Linked DNA regions of Homo sapiens: region 2 is linked to region 1. Evidence: read pairs that join two places in POLR2A ChIA-PET (ENCODE). Cell type or tissue: PC-9. All regions are shown on one strand. Links, peaks and the distances in the headings refer to the core of each region. The heading gives the core; the rest is flanking DNA. Region 1 has its middle 12 kb from the start of LINC00506. Region 2 has its middle 160 kb from the start of VGLL3.

Region 1 (4,411 bases), core at 194-4,193:
TAAATCCAGGAAATTGAACTGCAGTTATCCTTATCTACAAAATGTAGATAATAATACTGCTTATGTCACATGTAAATAATTTAATACATTTTCTGACATATAAGAAGTTCTATTAAAATGTTTTTATCATCAACATCATCATTATCATTATCAAGATTATGAATTCCATGATTTATGAAATCATTGATTCAGAATTTGCCTTAGAGTAACAGTTTTTCAGAGACAGTTACTGTATAGGACTCTTGTCCCAACCTGCTTTATTATTGTTATTAATTATTATTATTATTGAGACAGGTTCTCACTCTTTCACCCAGGCTGAAGTGCAATGGCACAATCGTGGCCCATTGCAACCTCTGCCTCTGGGACTTAAGTGATCCTCTCACCTCAGCCTCCAGAGTAGCTGGGACCATGCTCGGTGCTCACCACCATGCTCGGCTAATTTTTAAATTTATTTTTATTTTTTTGTAGAGACAGGGTGTTGCCATGTTACCCAGGCTGGTGTCAAACTCCTGAGCTCAAGCAATCAGCCTGCCTCAGCCTTCCAAACTGCTGGGATTACAGGCATGACCCACTACCCTCAGCTCCAATGTGCATATTATTAGTGTCCTCTTTCATTCTTAAATGTGTCCTGTTGGGATTATAAGGCATATGATCACCTTCTTTAAAAGTTTATTACACTAAATTTAAATCCAGTACATGTTGATCCTCTCCTGCACCCTAGTCCATGTTGTATAAAAAACTCTGTCTAAAACAATCAACAATAAAAAACTAGTAATTTCATATGGAGCCTATTCTTTTTTAGGCATCACTAATTGTCAAAAGCATCTTTATATGATTGAGCTGAAGTCTGACTTCCTAAGATGATCCAAAACTCCTGTGATCCTAATCTGTCTTCTAGAGCTATACAAATAAGGTTAATTTCTCGTTTCATGTTATGCCTTTAATATCTCTGAAGCTAACTATACCCAGTATGTTCTCAATCCTGTCTCCTCCCTGCCCACCCACCATAGAATTAATTTTTGCTTAGGCTTAATATTTTCCATTCCATCCATCACTTCTAATAAGAAAATATCTTATTCTCATTGCTTTTCCCAGAAGTCATTACAATTTTCTCAATGTTTCTTTAAAACTGTGGTTTCTGGAGACAATACGACCTAGACATGGTCTATGTGCTGTATAGAGTGACACTATTGCCTACCTTATTTAAAACTTTGAATGCATTTATTAATGTGGTTTAATATCATGTTTGCTTCATCGGCAAGCATAACACATTATGTAGGTGTCTGTGTAATTAATATGTGAAATTGAATGCTATTACTTTCTTGACAAATCCCATATTCCATGTTAGAATAATTTTCCTGATTGTAAATAGTTAGATTATATATTTCATAAATACATAAATGAATATAGTATAATTATTACTATAATATTATAGTAATAGTATATTACTATTAGTAGTATATTATAATATATACTAATTATTATAGTAATAATAAAGTATATAAGTACATCAATAATGAATCAATACTTATTTGGAGTAAATTATATAAATTATATGTCAAATATATAAATTATTTAGTTAAAATCATAAGTAATACATTAATGACAAAATTATATTTATTATCATATATTATTTTATGTGCATATGTATAATAATCTACCTGAGAAAATGATCTCAAGTTATGTAATATTTTATCATGTTTATTGAAATGTAAATGATAGGGAATATAATACATACAACTTTAGTTTGGAGAGAATAAAAATATTTTCAAATAAAATGACTCTAAGCTTTCACCCTGAACATAATAGCAGGTGTATTTGGAGAACACGATGCTAATGAATGTCATATTACTCTTAGGTATATTTATATTAAAGACATTTTTTGTTGAAGCTAGCTTGTCTATTCCAATGCAAACAGGTTCTGCTACTTATAATTTTTACAACCTCCTTCTAGTCATAAACCATCCCAATATAGTCCCCATGGTTAGCTATATTTCGTTCGTGCCACCTTATAACAGCTTGTGTAGAGATATCTTTGCCATTCCTTCACATTATGATATATCTGAGTGCTACATGAGAGTGTCTGGGAATTGGGTAGTTGAGTCATCCCTGAGAAGATTTACCACATAGCAACTCATTGTTTACATTGCCTGCAAAGGAATCTCGGCAAAAGAAAAAAAAAAGGAATAACATGCTTCCTTTCACTTAGAATAAATTGACATGGTATATATTATACAAAGTGATTACTAATGAAATGAAAAATAGTATATTTGTGCTCATGTATAGAGAATAATGCATTATAATCAGAAGCCTCTTAAAGTATTTTAATAACACATTTACATGTGATTTTGGTGTAATCTTTTAAATTTACAGCCAAGGAGAGTAGTAGTAAGAAATAATTTTCTCAGTGTTGAGAACAATGACTAAACCATGTAAAAGGCATGACAAGTATGAAGCGGAGATCTTAGGCCTAAGTTCTTGCAAATGAAGTACCTGGACTTTATAGGAACAAAGTCAAAGGCTGGAATCTAATCCTTGCTCTGTCGCAACTAATCATACAACCTGAGAAAGTATTTACATTTACTGAGCTTCAGTATGCTCAAGTGAAAATTGGAGATGCTGAGATAATAGGTGTGAAAAACTCTTTGATAATTGTGAAAAATGTAAGATTCCTGCAGTATGAACAGTTGATTCAAATGAAACATTGAGCTTTGGAGAAAGAACTGGCAGATCAGTTGTCCAAAAGTCAAAAGATGGAAGTTCTATTGTCACTGATTCTTGTGTTTCTGGAAAAGTACCTTAATGCTTCCGAAACTTGGGTCTCTCATCAAAATACTAAAGTTTAATTAGATGATCAATAAGACTACTTTCAAACTCAAAGTTTGATAAATCAAAAATATATAATTGGGGTAGATATGCATAAAATGAGGTGTGAAGTTTTGGCAAGTAAAATTATTATAGAAAACAATGAAGAGATGAAGATTATAAGAAAAACATTGAGGCGAGAGAGGAAATCCACAAAGGAGATACAAGCTTAGACTAGTAAGAAAAGAAACAAAACATGTATTACCCAACAGGGGAAAAAGAAAGAATTTAATATTTATTGTACACCTTGTGCCTATCAGCCATATGATAGATCCTCTACATGCTATATCTGATTTCACTCTCACAACAAACCATGAAGTGCATTTTTACTACTATTATTCTATACATGAGATGATTTAGGGCCCAAAAGCCTGAGCCAGAGAGGGTGGGGCTACAGTTAATATCCAGGTAAAGTTTCTATCTTATGCTGCCTCTCACTTGCCATGAAATATGTGGAAGCCAAATTATAGTTATTAAAGAGAAAATGGTTGATAGTGAAACATACCCTGAAAGATTTCTGATAAAAATGTAAAAACCAATGGAGTGAGAGGAGTAACAGAAGCAGAAATGGGAAGGAAAGAGTAAGGGGCTTGGGTTCAATGAACACATCTGGCAAAGATTAGTTTGGGTAATAGATTGGAGTTAAACAGAAATAAATGGGCCATACTGATAAGGAGAACCCATCTGTGATCAGAGAATATGAGATTCCAGTGGATCTATTTGGGAGGCTATATTAATATGCTGTGGTAATACTTCTTATCTAAAGGACAGAATAAAGGGTGACAGCAATCCAGACTGGATATTTTCAAGATATTCACAGAAAAATCAAAGAGGATATAAGAGCAGACAATGTTGGAATAGTTGACCATGTATTCTCAGTTGGGTAGGAATCATGTAAAAGTATAAAGAACTGACAGGTTACAGAAACACGAAAGGAATAATCTTTATCAAAAAGATATTTCTGACAAAACATTTCACATTTTTGCTTTAGCTCTACAATCATAGGCACTTCTTGTTTAAATGAATGATTTAAAATCCTTCACCAACAGCAACAAGAATTTTTCCTCCACAGAGTTCTCACATAACCGATTAGAATTCGGAATAATAAAGTAAATAACATATTACATTGAACTACCAGTCAGCAAGTTGTCATTTTGCAGTCCCAACTAACAAAAAAAATGCACATACTAAGAATGGATGAAATATGAGCTCTATTTTTGTCCTTATTAACAATTCAGTAAAGCAAACTCTAATTTTTTTTTAAAATCCCCTTTTTATTTTTCTATACTCTTAAAAATCATGAGTTGTCTTTTATTATACGAATTTACTGCGTGCTTTTCTACAAGATTTTTAACAAGAGTGTAAAGATCGAGACCATCCTGGCTAACGGGGTGAAACCCCGTCTCTACTAAAAAAATACAAAAAATTAGCCGGGCGCGGTGGCGGGCGCCTGTAGTCCCAGCTACTCAGGAGGCTGAGGCAGGAGAATGGCGTGAACCCAGGAAGCGGAGCTTGCAGTGAGCCGAGATTGCGCCATTGCAGTCCG
Region 2 (4,411 bases), core at 329-4,328, 250 kb before region 1:
GATACTCTTCCAATAATCCAGCTAGAAATGATGGTAGAGATAGGAAAGAGAAGAAAGAATTTTTTTTTTTTTTACGTGCTGTGTGAAAACAAAGCATTGAGAAGACAATTTGATTTTTTTAAAATCTGGAGTTTAGGAGATCAATTCAGGCTGTGGAAATAAACATGAGAATTGACAGTTGTCAGAAAATATAAAACCTGAGAATTGTTTAGCAACATGAATCTCATTGGAGGCAAGAAGAATTTCAAGAGAATAATGAGGTAAAAGCTATTTGGACTGAATTAAGAAACAATGGAAGGAGGGGAATTGGAGAGAAATAGCATAAATACATTTTGGAGAAGATTTGCTGTAAAGAGGGGCAGAGGTGGAGCAGTAAGTCAAGAAAAGACTTTTAAAATTGATATATCTTTGCCTGTTAGCAAGAATGATTTAATAAAGAGAGAAAATTTGGTTGTTCCATAAAGTTGGGAGAATTTCTAGAGCTATGTTCATAAACAAGGAGGGTTTTTTGTTTGTTTGTTTGTTTGTTTGTTTTTGAGATAGAGTCCTGCTCATTCGCCCAGGCTGGAGTGCAGTGGCACAATCTGGGCTCGCTGCAACCTCCACCTCCCAGGCTCAAGCCATTCTTCTGCCTCAGCCTCCGGAGTAGCTGGGATTACAGGCAACTGCCACCATGCCTGGCTAATTTTTATATTTTTAGTAGAGACGGGTTTCACCATGTTGGCCAGGCTGGTCTTGAACTCCTGACCTCAGGCGATCTGCCATCCTCGGCCTGCCGAAATGCTGGTATTACAGGGGTGAGCCACCGCGCCCGGCCAGCAAGGAGGGTTTTAATCACATGCAAAAGTGATTCTTACTTAACCTAAGAAAGGATTACAGATAGCCTACCTACAGTTACAGGAGAGAAAACAGAGTATGTGGAACATCTGTAAGTAGTAACTTACTTTTCACTGTGGTGACAACTTAGGCGGTTTTTTCCTCTTGTGAGAGCTAAGCAATTTTCTTAAAGAAAGGTTTCTTAAACAAGGTTAGTGAGTTTAGTGATGTTTTGCTGGTGATTTGAGAAAAGAAAGTTTAAGATACAAATTAAAAGTAGTAGGAGAACCAATTGGCAAAGAAAATGTATAAATTTCGAAGTCATAAGTTAAAAGTGAGAGCAATCCGGATGCTAGGGTGTTTTGTTCCAGCTACACTCATTAGCAAAGGTTCAGGTGCACAGATGGCAGAGTTGATTTCCACCAGGTTTGAGGTTTTGCCAAGAGAGCATTCAAAAGCAAAAAAGAGACAAATGAGTTAACAGAATTTGCAACGGAGTGATCACAGTGATGGCCACAGGATGTAGTGAGGTAAGAAGGTGAGGACATGAGGGGAGTGAGAGATAGTGAAAATTTAGATCAATAGATTGTATTCTCAATGAAATTGAGAAATAGTGTGAATTCACAAGTTATATGGACTTGGCCAGGAAAACAGGAGATAAGAGTCAGAGAGGAAGATACTTGAAATTGAGATTACTGGTGATTGATCACACAAAACTAGTATGTAATCATGGGAGTGATTGGATAAAGAAGGGCAGAAAATAAAATTATTTCACCTAAGTTGGAATACATTAGAAGAACAAGTGATTCTTTTGTTTAACTCACATTTTAACTCACCCACCTATGTGGGTGGTGGTCAGAGGAGGTGTTAGGTAGACACTGCTTCCCACACCCGTTGAAGGAGTCAGACTAACAAAGACTTTCCCATATTGAGGCTGCACCATACAGAGCACATGGTTCTATGTTTGTATCCAAGGGAGGAAAGAAAGCTGGAGGTATTCTTGCCAAATATTATATCCTTTGATACAGTCCATTGACCAGAATTAGTCACATGGCCTTGCCTAACTGAAGGGGGCTAGGAAAAGTGTGGGAACACATAGATATTTGGTAAGCAACAAAAGTTGCTGAGACATCTGGTACGTGAAGATGAATGATGCAAAGACAGGTGGTTGTTGGTTTATTCCCCATACTGCTGCCAAAACAGGCTTTCTAAAATGCAAATCTCACTGTGTCCTTGGCATACTAAGAATCCTACAGTGAGTAACTTTACGATATAAAAACTTTACCTCGGTTGACAGGAGTAGGGAGAGATTCCAGTAGCTCCTCCTAAAGTTTAGAATAAATTTCAAACTTCTGAGTTTCACAAATAAGATCTTGTGTTGTCTGGCCCTTTCTACTTCCCCAGGTCCTGCTAGTTCACTGCTATATTATATTGCACCTGGGATACTCTTGCCCCATTGACATGTAACTACCTCCTACTGCCTCAAAATTCAGTTTAAATGTATCTGTTTCTGAGAAACTTCCCTATGTGCCTCCCATGCCTACATCAGCTTTTGTTTGATGTCTTTCTGTTTGGAATTCTGCAGAACTCTAAGATTTTACACCAGTGGCCTCTATTACTGTTGATTCATGTTTCTCAGCCTCCTAGTTACCCCCCTGAAGGGCAGAACCATGTGTAATTTGACTTTATATACCCAGTGATTAAAAGTTTCTGGTACATAGAGCAGGCAATTAATAAACTTTGTTAAATGAATGAATGAATATTTATTTGTCTTTGTTATAATTTTATTTATTCTTTTGGCTTTTCATAAAATGCAGATTTTTTTAATCCAACTGTTTTTCTTTTTAAAGGATCAGCATGAGTTGTTGTTATCAAATGTTATCTTTTATTCCTCAGCATGTCCAACGCTCCGAGCAACCATTTTTCTTTCTGTAGAGCTTAATATATCTTTGAATAATTAGTATTTAAACCATTAAAGACCTTCTCTTGGAAAATTATCATGATAATAATAAAACCACAAAAATGTCTTTCATCTGTGCCTTAATAAAATACAATTAAAATTTAATAAAAGCTCTGAATTTCCATTTATCAAATTCTGCATATCCTGAGGGAGGTAACAGCGGTGTTACAACCAGACCAATTAAATAGCCAGTTGTAGTTAAACTCTTTAATTGACATAAAGGTGATTGTAATTCTGTACTTACCATTCCGGTGTTGCTCATGGCCTTTTTGAACAGAATGTCCATTTTTATTCAGTCCCATCTATATTTCAGTATGCTACAAAAAGTTCTTACTTTATTGTATTTAATATTATAATGATGTTTCTATCATATTTTCTTGGTTGCCCATTTTTCTTCCAATAGATTAATTAGTCTAAATACCATCATTTTGAAATGCATTCCCCCTCACATAATTTAACACCATTGTTGCCACAGAGAAGGGGAAAACGATTAGAAGTGGAATACATATTTTTAAGTGGCTACATTTCATTTAAAAATACAAGAAGCAGGAATATTTTCCAAACATCTAAAATACCCACAATGGATTTTTGCGGAAGCAGTAAAACATTTTTCCATTAATAAAATTTGAAGAATTCATTGCAAAACATTAGTGAAAAGTAAGTTAAACATATGTCACCTTCTTTTAGGCATTTTTTTCAAAAATAATTGAGGCCCACAGTCTTCATTTTATTGAGGACAATCATAGGCTATTTGGTCAGATATTTTATGATACAGGTATCTGCTACTATAAGTTGCTGTTGTAAATATACATATATATCTGAATGTATGGAAACACTGCTGGAAAGATAAATAAGACAATTCGAGAATGTAAAAATATTTCCTTTCTCCATCTCCATCAGCTGGTGGTTTCTGAGGGAAAGCTAAGTACACACATACTTATTTTGTGGTTTGTTTTGATTAAGCACTGAATAGACCTTACCATTGCTTAATAAGATATTTAAAATTCCAACAGGAAAGATATGTTCTATATTTCAAACCCAATAAATCACAGTTGCAGCTTTCAGTTGAGACATTTATCTGGCAAACTTAGAAAAGCCAGCAGAAACATAATGGCAGCTCTTCTTTTTTTTTTTTTTAACTTTTTGTAGCCAGAAAAAACAAGACTGGTATTTTTTAAGTGTAATCTTCATAGAGTTATAGTAAAAGTCAACAGAGTATAATGCTTTTAAATAATTAAGAGCCATATATTTTGGAGGGTTGTGTTCAAACTCAATATTTATATATATATATATTTTTCCTTTGGTATTATTATCAATCACTGGTGTTCTTATGTCTTATAAACCTAGAACTCAATATAGTTTTTAAAAAATTATTATAAGTAACATGTAGTGTTTTTAAAAATATTTCAAAATTCTGTGAGTTTTATTTTTTATAAGGGCAGATATTTCTTAGGAGCTACTGCGACAGATGAATACATTGGAAGAAAATTACAGATTTAGAAGTTAATTAAAACATTGCCATTCCTGTAATAGCCAATCAAGTAATTAAAACTGTTTCACTTGCTTTCATTTGTTAAATATGCTACTGAAAATTATAATGTTAATTCCAGAGAAAGGAAAATATTATGACATGCA

Evidence for each region. ChIA-PET counts read pairs that join two places held together with the same protein. Peaks named below come from ENCODE experiments on the same cell type or tissue, not always from the same donor. Only the 100,000 strongest peaks of a DNase experiment are listed, where the experiment ranks them.
Region 2: POLR2A ChIA-PET joins it to region 1 with 5 read pairs; 2 of 35 experiments call an interaction of 5 or more read pairs at or near these places.

The regions. Positions count from the first base shown.
Region 1 is chr3:87,075,047-87,079,457 of GRCh38, forward strand. No RefSeq gene overlaps it. Among named protein-coding and RNA genes, the nearest start is that of LINC00506, 12 kb to the right of the region's middle. In PC-9, for the core only: no CTCF peak of the experiment used is centred there; a DNase peak (open chromatin) is centred at 2,115.
Region 2 is chr3:86,827,006-86,831,416 of GRCh38, forward strand. No RefSeq gene overlaps it. Among named protein-coding and RNA genes, the nearest start is that of VGLL3, 160 kb to the right of the region's middle. In PC-9, for the core only: no CTCF peak of the experiment used is centred there; no DNase peak of the experiment used is centred there.